4 separate regions of the Mus musculus genome follow, and regions 1, 3 and 4 are each linked to region 2. A link is a loop called in an ENCODE intact Hi-C map of the cell type or tissue named here. Cell type or tissue: heart. All regions are shown on one strand. Region 1 overlaps Mbnl2 (muscleblind like splicing factor 2). Region 2 overlaps Gm4681 (a long non-coding RNA gene). Region 3 holds the start of Rap2a (RAS related protein 2a). Region 4 overlaps Gm41253 (a long non-coding RNA gene).

Region 1 (2,500 bases), 260 kb before region 2:
CTGGGACCCTTTATATTTTCATAGCATGTCTGCAACTCAGACCATAGCACATGCTTCAGGAATGCTCAGTGCACCAAATAGAGTCCATACGTCTCCACTGAGGGTGAACAGACCTTTTACAAGTGTGTGAGAAACTTTATGAAACGTTTATGGTTTCTCTTTACTCGGAAATGTCTGGCCTAGAGCCTCCCACAGGCACTTCTAACATAGTGAAGTATTTTAAGGAAGGACTCTGCACTGCCTTTTCTCTGACCTGATCAACGTCTCACCGGGATGCCGGTGCTCTGTACAAGTAAGCATCTCAGCCGTTTGCTTCCTTCCTCCATTGCACAAGTACTTCATCCCAAGCTTCTGTGGGCCAGAACTAGTTGGGTAATTCTTAGTGGTGTGCATGCCGTTTTGTAGTGTAAACACAGCCTCAGTTTTTCCATCTGCAAAATGCAAATAACTTCTCGCCACTGACAGCACTGTGCCATCTTGAAGAACAATGACAGTGTGTGCAAGAATACTTAAGAGTCATTCAGAATAAACTTGTCACAGAGATGCCCAAAGCTATTTATCACACGGCTGTTTCTGAGACCATGGGTGATTTTGCCACCTTCCTATCATAGCAAGGGAAATGTATAAACTTCTTAGTTAAAATAACCTCTATAATTTTTTTTGTTTTTTTGTTTTTTTTAAAAAGAAAGAAGCAAGAGAGGAGAATTCCACCCACCATGGTTGTAGAGAATAATCCCATATCCTGTGCCTTACATTGAAATCTTAAAGCCTAGAGGCAGATTGCCTAAGATTCAAATTCATATTGTGTCAGTGGGAGGATTTCAGTACATATAAAAGTTTTGCTATGCATGGCCTTCCACTGCAGGGAACCGTCCAAGAAGACACACACAAAAAATGCTTTTGATCTGTATGTATGAAAACTGCTTATGTAAAACAGTAACAGAAAGATTTAAAAAAAATGTTCATTGAAAATAGTGGGTTAACCATCTGCTAAAAATCACCACACAGTGTCATCACCTGATCTGCAGAGGTTTTAAAGCAACCAGGGTAAATAATTACTATTGCTGTCACCTTTTACATAAAGTTGGAAACATTGTTTATAAGAAAGATTCCCTGAAGCAAACAAACAAGAAAGCCTACCACAATCATGGAGATTTTTCTGTCAATGTAATTGGGTGAGAGCTTATGCTGAAATTATTTCAATAAAATATTTTCTATCACTTCAGAGAAGTGTAGTGAATTTGTTGGAAGTTCAAATACCACTCCAGTACACAAAATTCACATGGTTATCCACTGTGATCTTTATAGCATATAGCAAATATGCTATAAGCACTTGTAATTCACAGAACTAACCGGGCTACAGTCCACCTTTAAGCTTCCAAAGGCTACAGAAAGTCGCCAACACAGTTGAACTGTTCCAGGGGAATCCACCAGAGGGCGGACAGACACAGCCCAGCTAACAGGGACTGTTTACCATTACCCATCCACAGCACTGAGCTATTGCTTAAGCTATGCTATTCACCCTCGCTTTGCAAACACTTAAGGGCGTCTCTACAGAATCTTAGAGTGGGGACGCTTTTGATGAATTAGTCAACCAGTCCATACTGGATTGGGGTATTCACATGATGTAAAGGGCCTCACTGGAATTCCCAGGAGACGGTATCGTCTGTATTACCCACTCTTCAGAAACAGACCTTGTCTTTCATAGTTTCTCATTCAGCACTTTTTTCTGTCCCTTAAAGTATATAATGGCCACAAAGTCTACACTGAGACACTTGTAGTAACCACACAGGATCCTCAGGGTGAGCTGACCTTCTGGTGATTATGTTATTTCAGGTGTGTTACAATCATAAATACGCTAAGCTAAGACAGCACGGAATGCCATTAATTAAGGTTGCAGTGGGGTAAGATATGAAAGTATTTTAATATAGATTGAGAACTCATGAACTTTCTGACAGTGCATTTCTATTAATATATATATATATATTATTTATTGGTTACTAATTCATTTAAAATACTAATTCATATAGTTTACCATTCATTTATAGTTTTTATACAAAGGCTGTTACTAGAATAAACTCCAACCCTAATGCTCATAGGTATGGACTCTAAGATTAACATATCTAATCACATTGATTAATGATAGTGTCTCCTTGTTGTGATGGGACAAGGAATATGGGCTTGGAAAAACTCAGTGGATGTTCTTTCCAATAAGGTTCAAAGTCACCTGTTTCTAACAGAGACTAAAAGGTAAAGTTGGTCAAGTGAAGATGACCATGTCTGTGCGAGTGAGTGAGTGTGTGTGTGTGTGTGTGTGTGTGTGTGTGTGTGTGTGTGCGTGCGCGCGCGTGTGTGTGCATGTGGCCGTGTCTGCAGTCTCTGAACTGGGTAAAATATTGCGGGGGGTGGGAGGTGGGGAATCGAGTTAGAATGGGTGTTACATTGTTTTTCTTTACCTGAATGGATTTTTCATGCCACTTCAAAAACAAAACCCCATTTT
Region 2 (2,500 bases):
CCTCCAATTTTTAAAAAAAGATCCATTTATTCATTATATGTAAGTACACTGTACCTGTCTTCAGACACACCAGAAGAGGGCATCAGATCTCATTACAGATGGTTGTGAGCTACCATGTGGTTGCTGGGATTTGAACTTAGGACCTCTGGAAGGGCAGTTAGTGCTTTTAACTGCTTAGCCATCTTTCCAGCCCAGGCCTTCCAAAATTTGAAGGCAAACTAGGAGCCCCCCCCCCCCAGGCTGTTCCCCAGACTTCCAAGCACACAGAAACCGTCTGGGGAGCTGAGGAACGTCAGGCTGTGATCCAGCAGTTCTGGGGTGAAGATCATAGACCCCCCACCCGTGCCTGGGTCAACTGCTCAAAGGAAAAACTGAATTATATGTTGTCTTTCAGTTCAAGAAATCTTCCAATATCATTTTAGTTCCTATCCTCAAGCATTTATAAAAGCGCTGGACCTACATCGGGCTTTTATTACATCATGTCCAATACGTCTGGACAGAAGACTGTTAAAAACAGAAGGAAAACAAAACAAAACAAAACAACCTCCCAAAACCAACCCATACATCCTTTCCTTATTCGCTCCAGCCCCAGTCTCAGCCCTGTTTTGAAATAGTTACATCTTTCAGTTACTTATAGCACGGTTATCATCTGGAAATTGGAGCAAAGATGATGAAGGGATGCTATAACGAAATACAAGGTGTCTGGTGCGCATTGATATGACTAGGAACGTAATTAATGCCTCTTTAAAACTGAACAAAAGCAGAGCAAGAAAGTAAAAAAACAAAAAAAACCCCAAAAACCAAAGCGATTACGCATCAGCTGCCGAAACACTGTGTCCTAGCTTAAACGAGGCTGGAAAAATGCTTCCACAAATGAGAATGGGATGCTTGAGGACTCCAGCCTTTCCCGGAGGGGTTGTAATGGCTCCAGTCTCCCAGACGGGCTGCGCAGCGGCGCCGACGAGCTCTGCTGCCCCCTGCTGGACGGAATGCCGGACTCGCGCCAGCCTGTCTGCGAGGCCAGCGCTGGCTCCCTCGGGGCCCAGCGCTCATCCTGCAGGTTATGCAACACCAGGCTGCTACCAGCTCGCTTCAGGAAAGGAAACCATTGACTTCCTGGAGCTCCAACTGAGCCAGTGTTAAGAGGAAGGCGGAGACTAGAAAAGGACACGTACACGTCCAGTCTTGGAGGCGCTGGGAAAGTCTGTGTACAACCCTAAAAAGTAGGAGGAGCCTTCCTGTTTTCCGGTTAAGAGATGCAAGGCTTGGAGTGTGTGTATGGAGGGGGAGTGGACTAACTGAGAGGAAGTGGTGTGGAGATGGGCAGCTGGCTATGGTCTTCCAGTGGCGCCACACCTCCTCAAGCCCAGCTATCGACGTGGTGGGTGGCAATGCCTGGTTTCCAGAGTGCAGCCCCAGCTTCCAGCTCCTTCAAGATCATAGATCTTTTAGCTGTATTCTGCTTTGACCTTCAAGGTTTTAAACTCTGACTTGTTGAAACGTACCCCATGTGTTGGTCTTTCCTAACTAGACACAGTGAAGGCTCTAGAGATTGACATTTTAAGATGGAGCAGGGTTATCCCCTCCTCTTAGGGCCCAGAAACAATAGTCCAGATCACCAGAGAAATTTTTCTTCAATTTGGACCAACCCTTTAGAGTTGTACTTTTTGGATGCCTCCTGGTGTGAAGTGAGGGAGACAGTTCACTCTTGTCCAATCTGGATGTGGATTAATGGTATTTTCCAGCCCATAAAAGTATTTAAAAATTTTTATTTCACACTGGGTTATGAAGCATCGCTGTCATTCTGACAGTTCAACTGGAACTTTCACAATTAAACCTGATAAGAACTGAAAGTCACCGTAGAGATTCCAAGGCACCGTCCTCTTATTTTATAGATGATGTTCTGGGCTTTTCAACCAAATAAGAATAGATCTCTGGAGACAGCAAGATGACCACCACGTGTCTGTTCTCAGTCTTTGGATGGTACCTTTCACATCCTGGCAGGAAAAAAGCTGAGTCAGCGCCGCAGAGTCGGAGCCTGATTATCACATTCAGTAGCTACTGCCAAGCATACATTAGCACCTCTTCCAGAACTCTCCTCGGTCTGCACAGAGTACCCAGAGACTCTGCTCATGAGAACACAATACCGCACAGGAGCCAAGGAAGCCCAAAGTTGTCCACCCTGACCTGGTGATGAATGTCATCAGACCTCCTTTGTCAGTCATAGCCAACGTGTAGACCGAGACCATATCTTGCAGAGTTTCTGGATGCACAGCCCTTGCCAGTCATAAATGAATGAAAGTATGGTAAGCTATGATGGAGCTCTGCCAGTCTGCAGTGCTGTTAGGACAAGAACTCACAGGATTTCAGGGAAGAACTGTGGGGAGGGGACACTGAAGCCTTAGATGCTGTCATCTCAGCAGGGAGAAACCTCTTCCTCCTACACCCTTCAAAGAAAACAAAAAGAAACAAAATAATAAAACTAATAACAAAATAACAA
Region 3 (2,500 bases), 340 kb before region 2:
CCCGGGCAAGCCAAGGACCGGGATCGCCGCAGCCACCGAGCCCCGTGTGCCCCGCTCTGCTCACCGCTTCACGCGGATGATCTGGTCCCGCATGGGCTTGATGTCTTGGAAGCTCTGCTGGTTGACCAAGCTGTAGACCAGGATGAAGCCCTGGCCGTTCTTGATGTACAGGTCCCGCATGGACGCGAACTGCTCGGTGCCCGCGGTGTCCAGGATCTCCAGCACCGAAGGCGAGGAGTCCACCTCGATCTCCTTGCGGTAGAAGTCCTCGATGGTGGGGTCGTATTTCTCAATGAAGGTGCCGGTCACGAACTGCACGGTCAGGGCGGATTTGCCTACCCCGCCCGAGCCCAGCACCACCACTTTGTACTCGCGCATCGTCCCTGCGCGGCCGCCGCCGCCGCCGCCGCCCGCGACATAGACCTGCGCCCGCGCGCCGCGCCCCGACCCCGCGGCCCCGCCGCCCTTACGGACTCGTCGGCTCACGGCCGCGGCAGCGCCCCGGGCGCCGGCAGCGGGGCTGCAGCTGAACGAGTCGTGCGCGGCCCTGTGAGCGGGCCAAGCGGGAGGACGATGCAGCCCCGAGGGCGAGAGCAGCAACAGAGCTCGACCTCGAGCCGGAGCCGCCCGAACCGCGGGCCCGCAATGCCGCCCGCCCCGCCCCTCGCGCCTCCACGCCCAGCTCCCGCCGCCGCTGCTGCCGCCGCCGCCGCCGCTTCCCCAGCGCTGGAGCGCGCGCCCGAGCCCAGCCGCAGCGCTGCCCGGGGCGGAGCCAGCCGGGTGGGAGGGGTCTATAAGAAAGCCCGCCCCTCGCGCCGTCGCCTAGCGACCGTCCGCGCGCTCCAGAGAAGACCGGCTTCCGCGACACCCGGCAACACCCAGCCTGACCGGCCTCCGTACTGCGTCTGCGCGCTCTCCTCCGCCCGAAGGCAGGCAACGTCAGACGCCCACGCTCGGGGGTTTGCGGGAGGTGACGGTGGAGGGACCGTGGGCTTAGGAAGCCGTGCGCACCGTGCTTGGGGACCTCAGGACGGGCCGGCCTATGGCTGACATACATGACTCAGCCTGTCAGCCTTCGGAGAGCTTTGGCTTGATCCCGTTATACGTAACGACGTGAGCCTTAAGGGCCGCCGCCATGAGTTACACAAGCAAATCGAAGCTCGGCTAGTCCGTGGCGCCCAGGCTACACGCAAACCCGGTCCGCGCCCGATGACGTCACCGGCCCGCCCTCTAGCCCCGCCCTTGTCGAGTTTGACGTAAGCCGAGCTCCTCCCCCCGGGCTGGTAGACAGCCTTGGGCGCCTGGAAAACCTGGAGCTCGGATCCGCCCCCCACTGTCGGGAGACCCCAGAACATCTCAGCAACAGCCTGCGGGGGTGTCTGCGCGGAAGCTCGGATTCACTGTAGCCAATCAGATTGTGAGTCCGGACTCTAGACTACCACTCTTGACCAATGAAAAGGCGTCTCATCTTGCTAACCAATTGGTGTAAGACCCAGTGATAGACTGAGCCAACTCCCCTCCGGGGCCTGGAGGGGCTGAGAGTTTGCGCTTGCGCACGGCCTGGTACCCAATCGTAGGCCAACTGAGGAGTGACAGAGGGCTGGGCGGAGCCAATCAAACCTGCACTGTGGAGACAGTGCAGGGCTGCTGGGGAACTGGGAGGGGCAGGGTTCGAGCGCCCGACCCCCTGGTGTTCTGGCACCGGAGCGGGTTGCGTTGGCAGACAAGAGGGATGAGTTCTGTTCTAACGTCGCCTCCGTGGCATTCTGCCTGGAGATGGGCATGGAAGTGGTGGCAGAGGATGCGGGCTGGATCGTGGGCTGAATCGAGAAAACTGGGACTTTTGTCTTCAGGGTGAGAAATTTTCCGGTCCCTCAGGAGACATCCATCTGGCAGCAGTTGCTGTGGTCCTCCGATCATGCCTCCTCAAATGTGTATTTTCTACCCCGTTGTAAACCAGCGTATCTTTGGCCCCCGAATCTTCGTCATACGCTCCCAGCCACAATCGCAAATACATGAAAATTTACACCCTCTGCAATAACTGTTCGTTGCATTTATCTTCATTAAACCATGTCCTTGAAATGACAACTCTAACCATAACTACCTCACACTTTTCAGAAGGCTGTATTTTTTCAGTTCTGTCAGAGCTTGGTGTACCTCTCCACCATTCTGATTTCTTACAGAGGTCATTGTAGAGTGGATTTCGGTCTGGGTTCTTCTAACAGAGGGACATTCTTTTGCCATCTTTTCTGTCACTTGTCAAAGTACAAAAATGTATTCTGATATAGGAGTCCCCCAAATGCCTATTGTTTCTGAACATTTAAGAATTTATATGCTTGAATTACCTAGCTACAACATAACTGCAAGTTTTTATTGAAAACAGTTTAGAGCAAGTGCCTTGTCAAGTTAAAAAATGTCAACTACCATCTCTCCTTGCATCATATCCATGGATGCTTGGTTCCAGGACACCCCCGAACCAAAATCCTGCAAATGCTCAAAT
Region 4 (2,500 bases), 630 kb before region 2:
CCCAGGTTATCAGGAGCTCGGTGCAGCTCAGACTTGCTTTACTTTGTAATGGAGCAGCGTTTTCTCTTTCTCAGCAACACTTTGTTCGAACCATCTGCCACCTGTCAGCTTTTGCACCTCAGCAGTCTTACCTTGTGTCCAGCGTTGAGAACGTGAATGCTGTTAGCACTTTCTTTCTGAAACTTGGCCAGTCATTCTTATGTCCACCTGTAAGGTCTGTTTAATAAAATTTGATTATACCAGTGGTTATCTAACATGTCTACCTTGGTAGCATATTTATTCATTCTTTAAAAGAATTATTTATTTTATGTATATGAGTACATTGTAGCTGTCTTCAGGCACACAAGCAGAGGGCATTGGATCCCATTACAGATGGTTGTGAGCCACCATGTGGTTGCTGGGAATTGAACTCAGAACCTTTGGAAGAGCAATCATTGCTCTTAACCACTGAGTCATCTCTCCAGCCCTAGAATATTCTTTTAAAGATAAAAGGTTTTTTTTTTGTTTTTTTTTGTTTTTTTTTGGTTGTTGTTGTTAAATTTGTTATTGAGAGTGGGGGCTGCCTTGGTGTGCACATAGAGATCAAAGGATAACTTGTCTGATACTGTTCTCTCCTTCCATATGTGGGTCCCAGAAATTGAACTCAGGTTATCAGGCTTGGTAGTAAGGTCTTTATGGACTGAGCCGTATGGTCAGCTAGCCACTCCCAGCCTTTTGAGATAAGGTCTGGCCTTAAGCATACAGGATCAGGCTGGCCTTAAGCATACAAAATGGCTGAGGGTGGCCTTGAACTCTTGACCCTTCTGCATCTACCTCCTAGGTGCTAGAATTACAGTCATGTACTACATCACCACACCTGCTAGTGCTAACATACACATTTTCAAATGTTATTTTCTATGCATCAAGCATAGTGGTATGATTCATGCTTTAGAAGACTGAATGTTGTTTGTTTCCTGGAGGAATAAAAGGGGCTATGGGTAGATGCTGCAAGAAGAATCCAGCGATTTAAGCAGGAGGAACTAACTCCCAAAACCCAGTCTTAAGAGACATAATCTGAAAGTGCTAATAGCATGCTGTATAATAATGCCGTGGTGAAAACAGGATTTTGCTTACTGAATAAACAACAAATCCACCAGATGGGGCTCTAATATTCTTTTGGACCAGTGACTGAAAAGTAAGTATTTCCTGCTATCTTTAGAGGAAAAAATATGCATATAACCATATTAACCTCCAAGAGAATCTTCCTGAAATAGGATTATGGTCTCCAGCAAGCATCGTCATTGTGTTTAATGTCTTCTGAGTCCCAGGGGGACATTTAGAAAGAAAGTGGCCAATTTGCTGAAAAAAAAAAAAACTGAGGCACCCAGAACAGCACAGTTCAATTACCCCTGAGCTGGGTCCTTTGTGGGCCCCACTTTAAGGAAATCGAGACGTATTTATGAACAAATGGCTGCCTTATTGCCAGTGTGTTCTTCCATCTTTGGATTTACTGACGCTATTTAAAATGTGAATTGCTTGAGATGAGGTGACATCATTGTTAAACCTGCCACAGCTGCAGAAACTCTCTCTCTGTCCAGTTATTTGGATGAGCTGTGCATCACGGTAAGGACGTGGGTTCTCCGTGGGATACATTTTGCTTCTGCTTTCCTAGGAGTTTCAGGTTAGATTTCTGAAGCAGGGCCCCCTTCCTGGACTCTATCCTTATGACTCACAACTGCTGTTCAACCTGGAACGGATGCCAGCTGGGAATTATAGAGCTGAGTTTTAACACAGAGTGGGCGTGTTGGCCAGGCTTTGGTCAACTTGTCACATGCTAGAGTCATCTGGGGAGGGGAACCCTCAATTGAGGACATACCCTCATCAGAATGGCCCATAGGCAAGCCTGTAAGGTGTTTTATTGATTACTGATAGATGTGGGAATATTTAGCCCATTACGAGTGGCGCTGTTCTGGGCAGGTGGTTGGTTCTGGGTTCCATAAGGAAGCAAACAGAGCAAGCTACCGGGAGCAGACCAGTAAGCAACGCCGTTCCACAGACTCTGCTTCCGGACCTATCTCCAGGTTCCTGCCTTAACTTCTCCTGATGATGGACCAGCAAGTCAAACAAATCCTTCCCTCCCCAGGTTGGTTATGGTGTTTCATCACAGAAACAGAAAGCAACTGAGGCAACAGGTTGGGGACTGAGTCAGGTTTCCTAATATGACATTGTCTAATGGAGCCCAGAGCTAGATTAGGCCAGGTAGCTCTCTGCGTCCCAGGATGGCAGTCAAGACACATCACCACTAAGGGCCACAGGAGTAAATGCTGACTCTCTCACAGAACGCTTTGAAATATTGGCTCACCAACCAAAGGGCACACACGGGCTGGTCTGAGGCCCTAGCACTTAAGTAACAGAGGGTTGCCACTTCTGGTCTCAATCAATCAGAGAGAATGCACCTAATTCTGCAGAGACTTGATGTGTCTGGATTATGGGATGCAGGATGGGGGCTGTCCTCTAAGAG

The links. Hi-C counts contacts between places; a loop is a spot of excess contacts. Peaks named below come from ENCODE experiments on the same cell type or tissue, not always from the same donor. Only the 100,000 strongest peaks of a DNase experiment are listed, where the experiment ranks them.
Region 1: a loop joins it to region 2, with 6 times the contacts of the local background. A loop is called at or near these places in 36 of 42 quality-filtered maps.
Region 3: a loop joins it to region 2, with 4 times the contacts of the local background. A loop is called at or near these places in 10 of 42 quality-filtered maps.
Region 4: a loop joins it to region 2, with 4 times the contacts of the local background. A loop is called at or near these places in 2 of 42 quality-filtered maps.

What each region holds. Positions count from the first base shown.
Region 1 is chr14:120,397,413-120,399,912 of GRCm38, reverse strand. All of the region lies in intron 6 of Mbnl2 (muscleblind like splicing factor 2), which reads right to left. Among named protein-coding and RNA genes, the nearest start is that of Gm26679, 9.8 kb to the right of the region's middle. In heart, a CTCF peak has its summit at 1,419 (motif pointing right); a DNase peak (open chromatin) is centred at 1,462.
Region 2 is chr14:120,136,529-120,139,028 of GRCm38, reverse strand. The region is part of intron 1 of Gm4681 (a long non-coding RNA gene); the gene reads left to right. Among named protein-coding and RNA genes, the nearest start is that of Gm4681, 4.3 kb to the left of the region's middle. In heart, no CTCF peak of the experiment used is centred here; DNase peaks (open chromatin) are centred at 1,098 and 2,118; H3K4me3 peaks cover 854 bases; H3K27ac peaks cover 1,939 bases.
Region 3 is chr14:120,476,605-120,479,104 of GRCm38, reverse strand. Rap2a (RAS related protein 2a) reads right to left here and starts at 644. Exons shown (of 2, transcript NM_029519.3): 1 at 65-644. The coding sequence starts at 378. In heart, no CTCF peak of the experiment used is centred here; DNase peaks (open chromatin) are centred at 884 and 1,434; H3K4me3 peaks cover 2,477 bases; H3K27ac peaks cover 2,266 bases.
Region 4 is chr14:120,763,218-120,765,717 of GRCm38, reverse strand. All of the region lies in intron 5 of Gm41253 (a long non-coding RNA gene), which reads left to right. Among named protein-coding and RNA genes, the nearest start is that of Gm25781, 34 kb to the left of the region's middle. In heart, a CTCF peak has its summit at 1,129; no DNase peak of the experiment used is centred here.